2 separate regions of the Homo sapiens genome follow, and region 2 is linked to region 1. A link is an interaction called in ENCODE POLR2A ChIA-PET data of the cell type or tissue named here. Cell type or tissue: PC-3. All regions are shown on one strand.

The links. Peaks named below come from ENCODE experiments on the same cell type or tissue, not always from the same donor. Only the 100,000 strongest peaks of a DNase experiment are listed, where the experiment ranks them.
Region 2: POLR2A ChIA-PET joins it to region 1 with 8 read pairs; 1 of 35 experiments calls an interaction of 5 or more read pairs at or near these places.

Annotation. Positions count from the first base shown.
Region 1 is chr14:36,972,400-36,977,399 of GRCh38, reverse strand. The region is part of intron 1 of SLC25A21 (solute carrier family 25 member 21); the gene reads left to right. Among named protein-coding and RNA genes, the nearest start is that of MIR4503, 23 kb to the right of the region's middle. In PC-3, a CTCF peak has its summit at 1,364 (motif pointing right); a DNase peak (open chromatin) is centred at 3,119; H3K4me3 peaks cover 933 bases; H3K27ac peaks cover 4,044 bases.
Region 2 is chr14:36,602,611-36,607,610 of GRCh38, reverse strand. No RefSeq gene overlaps it. Among named protein-coding and RNA genes, the nearest start is that of NKX2-8, 22 kb to the right of the region's middle. In PC-3, CTCF peaks have their summits at 2,299 and 2,504 (motif pointing right); a DNase peak (open chromatin) is centred at 2,490; H3K27me3 peaks cover 627 bases.

The sequences.
Region 1 (5,000 bases):
TTTAATTTATTCAAGCACAAGCATTTACTATGTACAGGGGGGCCTTCTAAGCAAAGAATATGAGACAGAGTCCTCCTCTCTGGTCAATGCAATAAGTCTCCTTCATAGCAGGAAGGGGAAGGAAGTGTTCATAGAAAAAGGAGCCAAATCTTTCTCCTTCCCCCGATAATTACAAAACGAAAACTATTGAGGATAGATTAGGCCATAGATCCCCAGATCAGAAAAATAAATTAAAGAGGATGGAATAAATAATTGGATCAAGTTAGAAAAAAAATTAATGCCTTGAAAGCAAACTCCTCAATAGAAAAATGCAACATGTTTAAGAGGAAATACAGGGCATGCAAATGTTTTGTTCTGCATGTCCACAGAGAGAAAACTTATGGTTTTGAAAAATTCTGCATTTCCTGAATAGCATTTGCTCCTGAGTACACCTGTGTTCGGGCTGAGAAAATTAGTTGAGTGGATGAACTGATGATTAGCTGGTGGGAAATGGGGTCCAAGGACTTGTGTCCAGCCAAGTGGCAGGACAAGATGACTAGCACTTTTCAAGCAAGGCTCTCAAAGCAAGAAGATGAACTCAGATAGGGTGGCAGTTGTGGCCGCAAAGCAAGAGGAGCATGCTTGAGGTGCAAATCCTAAAACACACTTGGTTCCTTCCGAGGTCAAGCTTCTGCTGTCCCAGCCAGTGGTTGGCAAGTGACTCAGCAGTTTCCAAGAATTCTGGCTTGCATCAGCCTTGCCGCTTGGGTGAGGTCCTCTTGGAGCTCCTGGTACTAAGAGAGGTGAGAGGCAAATCCTCTCACCATGTCCTGACCTCACGTTGCACAGGCACTTTGCATTTGTTTTGTTTTGTTTTTTTTTATCTACAGGCCATGGCTTGCTCTTAAGGAACTGCTAATCATCTAATTTCAGTGATGCCTAAAATGTAGGCTCAACAAAATCAAATTATATCATAGGCAACAATAGAGAGAAGTCTGAGAAGTAAATGTGAAGCTCTGAGCCTTTGACGATATTTGAAAGAAGTTAGGGTTTGTCCACTGAAATTACTCAGGTCCACAGACAACATTTTGACTGCCCCTTGCCCAGTACTGATCTTGCCTTATTTGTTCTCCTATAACGTGTATGCATGAGGAGCCCCCACCACTTGTTGGGGACCTGCCTACCGTTATTTCATGGGTACACTGCAGGTTCCTTCTCTCCTATGCTGCATGATTGGTGGTCTGCTGTACACTGTGCAGATGTTTCTCCTGTGCTATTTCATGATTATTTTTCAAGTGGCCTCTTAGTCAAGGGATGGCAGGTCAACACATGGGAACATCTGCTCTTACCATTTTTCTAAGCAAACAGCAGATGGCATTGCTGCTGTCCTTTTGATCTGAAGCAAAAATTCCCATGTCTGAGGTGTTGGTTTACATTGACACTGCCTGGCAAGCGACTGCCTGAGAGTCGGCCTCCCGCAACAGTAGCACTGCTTACAGATGTTTTCTCTGCAATGCTCATTTTTAGTTTGTTTCTTCCTGTGACTCTACTTCTGCAGGGTGTCTTAAACTTTGATTCTTCCTCCTGTGACTGTTGCTCCATCACCTCACTGATGTCAACTATGGTCCTCAGGTTTCCTACCATTTGTCACTTGGGATCACCATTAGAGTTGCCAAAGAGGAGACAGTAACCTGCCTCACATCAGGAAGTAGACACTGGCTATGTGTGTGTGATGGACTACACAAGATTATCTTGGAAATAGCTGAACCACCAACCTTTTTCTAGGTGATTCCTCTGCCAGACAAGACCATCTTAAAATTACATTTTAACCATTGGATTTATAAAACTTTAATGTATGTATTCTGTAAGATTTGTACTCATCGAACAACTTATCTTTACAAACAGTGCAAATATGCAAATGAAATGTCCACTTCAGTGTTATTTTCTAGACGGAGTAGTAGCCTGTTAGAAGAAAAAAAAATCTTTCTTACATTTTTCCTTGGTTTATATTAGATTCCAATGACTTTTTACAATTATTATTTTATCTTTCCATAAGTTATTGGGGTACAGGAGGTATTTGATTATATGAGTAAGTTCTTTAGTGGTGATTTATGAGATCCTGGTGAAACCAGCTCAAACGCCCATCAATGACTGTTTCATTATAGGTAACCTTTGGTCATCCACAGTGCTTCCACACCCTCTGGCATCTTCCTTCTGTAGGTGTTTCTTCTTTGACATCATCAGTTAAATTCTTTATATATGTCTTTCCTTCTTCTGCGTAGTCTTGTATATCCTGTCAATCAAGGGTTCCAGGAAGCTTCAATTTCCTTTATCTGTGAAATGAGAATAATACTTTCCTCATGTGATTGTTGTGGGGATTAAATGAGATAATGTGTGCCTACTGAGTGCTTTAAAAATGGAAGTCATCATCCTCTTGTTCATCACCATCATCATTGCCATCACATCATTCATAGGTCAAGGAGTCAGAGGACCCAGCTTGAGCATTTCCTAGCTGAAATGTCAGGCACTGTTACCATCTCTTCTTTCTCATCTGAGGTCCAAGTATATTGCCTTTTATTGTACTACTTGGTTTCTTGTTTTATATATTCAGGCTCTGGATGAATTTTTTGTATTCCTAGAAAACTATACTCAGTGTTCTTGAACTTTTTGTTTTCTTGTGTTTTACTTGACATATATATTATAGCTTTTTGGCTCAAAAATTTCCAGGTTTATACTTGTAACTTCAACATAATATAGTAATTATCAAAGATGCCCAAGGTGCAGAATCTCTATTTCCTTTGAATTTCATGCAACTACTGATGTCTGTTTATATTCTTGCCAAATTGGATTTCAAAATGGCCCAATTTTCTAGGGCAAGTAAGTTTTCATAGCAAAGTATTTGGTGCCTCAGAAAATATGAGTTTTCAGAATATTTGGTAGCCACCTAAAGTGATTAGGGAAAAAAGATATAATATGTGTACCTACTGTTTCTTATGGCAAGTTCTTGAATGTAGAAGACTTGCCAAAAGGAAGGTATGTGTACACACCACCCTTTCAGAATTATATCAGCAAATAGAAATGAAGGAGTAGAGAGGATATTTAAGAGAAAGCATGAGTCATATTTCTAACAAGAAAAGGCAGTCACTGATTTTGTGTGGAAACAATGCTGGAGCATGTCTGTTAACATCTAAGTCATTCTAGAAGTTGGGATTACTGAGAGTCAGTAAACTTTAAATACTGGTGATTAGTTTATGTAACACTGGAAAAACAAATCTCCTTCCATCTTTCAAACAAATATTTCTGGTGAGCCCATCCCAGTGTCCTTTTATTTCACTTCTACTCAATTCTTTTGGAGTTTGTCAAATCCTTTTATTAAAATGTTGCTCTTTTTTTTCCCTCTCATATGTAGCCTTAGTCACTAAAATAAATAGAGCTGTCCCAGAGTCATAGCCGTTCTTAGCTGACTTCCTTCTTAATATAGCAACCCATTTGACTTTGTCCTTGCAATTTTTTTTATTTGAAAATTGAATTTGCCCCACTTACTTCTCATTCTGCCTCAGTTAGGCTCCCAATTTTCATCCTTTAAATGAATTATCTTGCTGTTTTCTTTCCCCCTTTTCCTGTGAGCTTTCAGCTCATTTCTGCATTCCCTTTTATTCCTTAGATCTTTAAAACTCATTTTACAACCTAACTGGATTGACTTAACCACGTATGAGAATTTGTTGTACTTTAATTGTCCTAGTGAAAAACCTATTGTCTTATATAATGTTTTCTAAATCTGTAAGGTGTTTGCTTTTCAACTCTAGGAGATTGGCTCCAAAATAGGCCCCAGCCTCTCTCTTGAGCTCAAATCTGTCTTCCTCATTCCCTGCTGAACACCTTTCCATCGGTGTCCCTCTAATGCAATAAATTCATCATGTCTCTCTTTCTGGTAATGGAAGCAGACAGTCATCCTAGCTGCAACTTTTCTGTTTTCTTTACCTTAGGGCTTCTCCTTGCTCCATATGTAACTGGCCACCACACCCCACGGAGGCAGCCTCCGCTATGTTTCTCACGTGCCTTTGCTCAGTTCCGTGTTCATGTCACTACAGTTGTTCACCCCTTTTCTCCTCTGTTCCTGACATCACTTGTCTCCCCACCATTGCCATCCCCCTACTACAGTTGCCACCTCCAGCTTCTCTGCTTCCTGCCATTCCTATCTGTCTTACATACACTGCCAGATTTTTCTAAAATGTGGCTCTAACACTTATTTCTGCCCTAAATCCTTTAGTGCCTCTCTACTGCCTACTGAATAAATTTGACTCTTTCCTTCATGATTAAGATCTTGCAAGCCTGGAAAACATAGCAAGACCCTATTTCTACTAAAATAAAATAAAATAAAATAAAATAAAATAAAATAAATAAATAAATAAAAATAAAAATTAGCCAGGCATAGTGATGTGTTCCTGTAGTCCCAGCTACTTGGGAGGTTAAGATGGGAGGATCACTTGAGCCCAGGAGTTTAAGGCTGCAGTGAGCCATGATTGTGCCAGTATACTCCAGCCTGCATGAGAGAGACCTTGTCTTTGTCTCAAAACAAACAAACAACAAAAAACCCAAACAAACAAAAAAGTTCCACATTCTAACTCTAATTTATTCTTCTATTCTTCCCTCCATGCCACTCTCTATACCCTATATACTCCAGGCTTTTGGATTTCTCTGATCTTGCTTTGCCTTTATGGTCTCTATTGCTTTTTCTCATGTTCCTTTGCTTTGAATTCTCTAAACCTCCCTCGTCAATTACTACCTGCCAGGGTACTGGTCATGGCCTTCTCAGATACCATTTCTCTGTAAGGCCATCCTTGAATCTGCTGCCTTGTCCCCTAAGCCTGCTGGCCAGTGTTCAGTTTACTTGATTTTCTTTCCTGGCCTGTTAACCTTTGCCTCCCACTAAAGTTCGTTATGTTTACTTCCCTCTTTGTGGCTAGAATTTAAGATCTATGAAAGGGATGACCATGGCCTTAATTATTCTTATATTTTCC
Region 2 (5,000 bases), 370 kb after region 1:
GCTCTAGTAAGCTGTCCTTTGCATGGTGGCTCAACATTCCAGGTTACTTTGATCTTGTAGCCTTGCTGCATTAACATGGTCTCCCATGCAGGGGATGAGGGGCACTAAGAATCTTACACAACTCTTGAATGTTTCCACACTAAAGAGATAGATTTCATGTCCTCTCACATTTTATTGGCCAAAGCAAGTCACTTGACTTGGAGGGAATGGGGAGGGGCAATCTTCATAAGCATTTGGAAGAAGAGGAGACCTGGAAAAATCACAAGTAGCAGCAGTGTCTGCCATAAGGTATCTCTATCTCTGCCTCTTCTTCCAAGTCTGCTACAAACCTACATTTCCTGATGCTTGGAACAAGGTTTTAGGTAACGCACAATGCAAAGATACAGTCAACAGAGGGTTCAAATTCCACTCTTTTCTGCACAGACAGATTGTGTCCATGGCTTGCTTCTCCAGTCTGTTCTCCTGAAGTCAGCATGGTCTAGCTGAGTAGAATGAAGGATGTTCCCCTAGACCGTGCCAGGGAAAATGGGCCAGGACTCTGGTGGGGTTGGGGGTGGGACTGGGGCATAAAAGCAGAACACATGGCCAGCAACAGAGAGCAGGTTCTTGCAAACAGGCTAGGTTACTTGATAGTTTCTGTTCCCTGAGGATTTAAAATATGCTTAGCTGAAAAATGGAAACTACTATGATTAGGCTGACCCACTAGCTGCATTATGGGTAAGTAATAAAAGCCAAATTTAAGGGCAGTCCTTTTAGAGTTATAATAAATACTAATAATTTCTTAAGATTAAACATTGTAAGGTCCTTTTATGACTAGAAACAGTAAAGAACATTTACAGCTCTGCAAATATTTTCTCTGATGCTTCCTTCATTTCTTGATGCACTGGTGCCTAAAAAACTTTGTGTGGTCTCCACTGTGCCTGGCTTCACACTCTGCAGGGGTCTGACCCTGGAGTGGATTAGACTTTGAATGAGGCTATAGATTAGGTAAGGAGTCTTGGGCCTCCTCTTCAGCAGTAATCCTGAAAGGGCCTTTGCGTAAATTCTAGGCATCTTCAAACTGATCTCATTCAGTATTTGGGTTTATAATAGGTCACTATCCCACTTTTATTTCTGGCATAAATTTTGAAACAGATCACTGCTGTTTCACACTGTTGTTTTATCAACAGCAGGAGGAGTCCCACTCAGGGAAAATCCCAACTGAACAGTACTGTTCTTGCCTAAAATGGAGATTTTGCCAGAGTTAAGAAAGATGCAGCTGGCAAAAGGCACTGTTGCCACTTTTCTCGAAACTTTGCTTTAGGTACAGCCCAGCAGATCGGATGGATCACAGCTTGGCTATGGTTCTGCGGTAATTCAGAACTAAAACATAACTCCAAAAGAAAGACTCAAAATGTGGCTCCTCTCACTAGTGTAAGTTTAACAGCTCACTAGGCTGTTAAACTTACACTTAGCTGTCCTGTGTTTCTTTGGCAGTTTTGTAGCAGAGTTCTTACTCTGTCATACAGCGGGCGGGGGCTTTGGTGCACACATTTCTTGGAAGTGACACAAGAAAAGAAGCTGGGATTACTTTTTACAAGCATTGGCTCCAGAAATTAGAACAGATAATCCTCCTTAGTGCCACTGTACAACTTAATCAGAGGAAAAACATTTATGGAGCAGAAGATCCTTTAGAAAAATTGGCCCCTTTGTCCAAATAAATGGTGTGGATTTTACTTCAAACAGCTGAAAGCCATAAACAGGGAGAGTTGGGAGAGAACTCTGGAATAAATGGTTGAATTGAACTGAATTGTATCAGAATATGTGTATGAAGCAAGAATAGAAGGAATGAAGAATATGCTGCAGAACAAAAGTGTGCCTTGAACTTCATGGAGCTGCCAGCCTCCAACTCTTAAGCAAGGAAGCCTCTCATTTGGAGGATTTTTATATAAAATCCATGCAGTTTTCAGGCAGAGCTCTAGAGGGCAGAAAAGATATAGGTTCCTTGATGAAGAAAGTCACATTCACAAATTCAGGGTACCAATATTTTTTACATACTGTGCCTTTTTTTTTTTTTTTGACTAATGGCTCGGTTTAAATAGACTCTAGTTTACTATAGAATCACAAAATTTGAGGTCTTAGAAGGCTTGTAGTGTTGACAAGTTAGTTCTGTCCTATCATTTTATAACAGAGAAACAGTCTTTAAGGGGTTAAATGATTTTCCTAAGGTCATCCAGGTAGAGAGCAGCAGTTAAGACCAACCCTACTTCCCTGACCATCCCCCACACACTTGAACTCTTACACATTTAGTCAAGGTTTAAGAATGCCAACTTTTTTTCATCCTAAAACAATCTGGTCATAATGGAGACTTGAGTTCAAACTCATATTCTTGTCCTATGAAAAAGGACTGACTGGATTGGTAAGCCTGAAGCCGGTGCTGTCATTAAACTTGGACAGAGATCTCCAATGAGCCGGATCTATTTGAATTTCCTCAGCCAATACTTCCAGGCTTTGGACTCTAGGTGGCGACATAGGACCTTCGTTTTGCTTTCTAGGGAAACTGGACAAACCCTTCAGGAAGAAACCTGATTATTGCAGTTCTTCTTGACCCAAGGCAGACTGACAGCATTTTCTCTTAGCTAAGCTAATGATCAGGGCCTGGGTGCTCACTTATCAGATACTATAATTATTTTGACTATAATCCTGTGACAATGACTGTTATTTAACAGGTCTTCCAGTTGTGTCATATGTTTGGCAGGGTCATACCTGGAGAGAAGAGCATTTTTATTGATTTTTAAGCTTAACAACATTCTTGTGGCAGCTGCCCCTCCTTTTCACTGGGCCACCTCTGCCTCTTCTTTACTCTCCCCAGCCCAGTCACGCTGCATGACCTTACCTGCCTCCAACCCCCACCAAACATACTAATCTAGTGGAACTGGCTTTAAATGAACATAATGAACCACTCTGAAAGAAAAAAGCATTCAGAGGGCGGTCTGGTAAATTGAGAAGGGAGAGGGTGGCACTTCACGCATTTGATTTCTGGCTCCTTATCATCTCTAGAGCAAGGTGCTTCAAGAAATGGTCTAAGAATGACATGGGACATTTTCTTGTAAAAATGCAGAATTTGTGGGTACACTCCAGACATCCTTGGTCCCAGTCTCTCGGGGTAGGCCTTGGAATCCATCTGTTTAATTCCTAAATAGATTGTGTTGTGAACCACAGCTGCAAAGAAGCTGCAGACCTTTTAAAATCAGCTGATGGTGCTGTCTCCCTCACCACCTGATTTGCTGGCCTGGTGCCTGATTTCCATTGCTGAACTCAGAGCCTTACTGTTTCTTTTTTTTTTTTATATACTTTCAGTTTTTGGGTACACGTGCACAACGTGCAGGTTTGTTACATATGTATACATGTGCCATGTTGGTGGGCTGCACCCATTAACTCATCATTTACATTAGGTATATCTCCTAATGCTATCCCTCCCCACTTCCCCCACCCCATGACAGGGCCCGGTGTGTGATGGTCCTCACCATGTGTCCAAGAGTTCTCATTGTTCAATGCCCACCTATGAGTGAGAACATGTGGTGTTTGGTTTTCTGTCCTTGTGATAGTTTGCTCAAAATGATGGTTTCCAGCTTCATCCATGTCCCTACAAAGGACGTGAACTCATTCTTTTTTATGGCTGCATAGTATTCCATGGTGTATATGTGCCACATTTTCTTAATCCAGTCTATCATTGTTGGACATTTGGGTTGGTTCCAAGTCTTTGCTATTGTGAACAGTGCTACAATAAACATACATGTGCATGTGTCTTTATAGCAGCATGATTTATAATCCTTTGGGTATATACCCAGTAATGGGATGGCTGGGTCAAATGATATTTCTAGTTCTAGATCCTTGAGGAATCACCACACTGTCTTCCACAATGGTTGAACTAGTTTACAGTTCCACCAACAGTGTAAAAGTGTTCCTATTTCTCCACATCCTCTCCAGCACCTGTTGTTTCCTGACTTTTTAATGATTGCCATTCTAACTGGTGTGAGATGGTATCCCATTGTGGTTTTGATTTGCATTTCTCTGATGGCCAGTGATGATGAGCATTTTTTCATGTGTGTGTTGGCTGCATAAATGTCTTCTTTTGAGAAGTGCCTGTTCATATCCTTTGCCTACTTTTTGATGGGGTTGTTTGATTTTTTCTTGTAAATCTGTTTAAGTTCTTTGTAGATTCTGTATATTAGCCTTTTGTCAGATGGGTAGATTGCAAAAATTTTCTCCCATTCTGTAGGTTGCCTGTTCACTCTGATGGTAGTTTCTTTTGCTGTGCAGAAGCTCTTTAGTTTAATTAGATCCCATTTCTCAATTTTGGCTTTTGTTGCCATTGCTTTTGGTGTTTTGGACATGAAGTACTGTTTCTTAATAAAGACAACCACGCCATCTCCCAGCCCCTGCTCTCCCCTCCTTTTTCCCTCACAGGAACCTGACCCCATAGCACCTAGGGACACGTGACTAGAAAGGCAATATGGAATGGAAGGGATGTGAATACTGTAGTCATTTCCAGTATTTTTTCTCCCTTCTTTCTCCCACTCTAAATTTTTAAAATGTGATCTTAAATTTCATAATATACAAACAGATTCTTATTACAGAAATTCAAATTATATAGAGGACATTATAGCCCCTTTCAACCTTCCCCATCCAACATTCCCCCCAAATAGGATTGTGCTGTACATTATTTTGAAATGTGCTTTCATGATGTAATGTCATGCTTTAGGAATTTTCCCACATGAGTAGTTAAGTTTACTTCATTCTTTTGAACTGCTGCAAAGCAGTCTTTTCTCTAGGATACCAATTGTTAAAAAATTATACACACAATTTCGCATACTACTTTTTACATTTCATAGTGTGTCATGAACATTTTCCCATCTCATTATACGTTCTTCATAAAACATGGTTTTTAATGATTACATAGTATTCCAGCATATAATTATACCAAAATCAATAATTAATTTAATAATTCTCCAACTTCT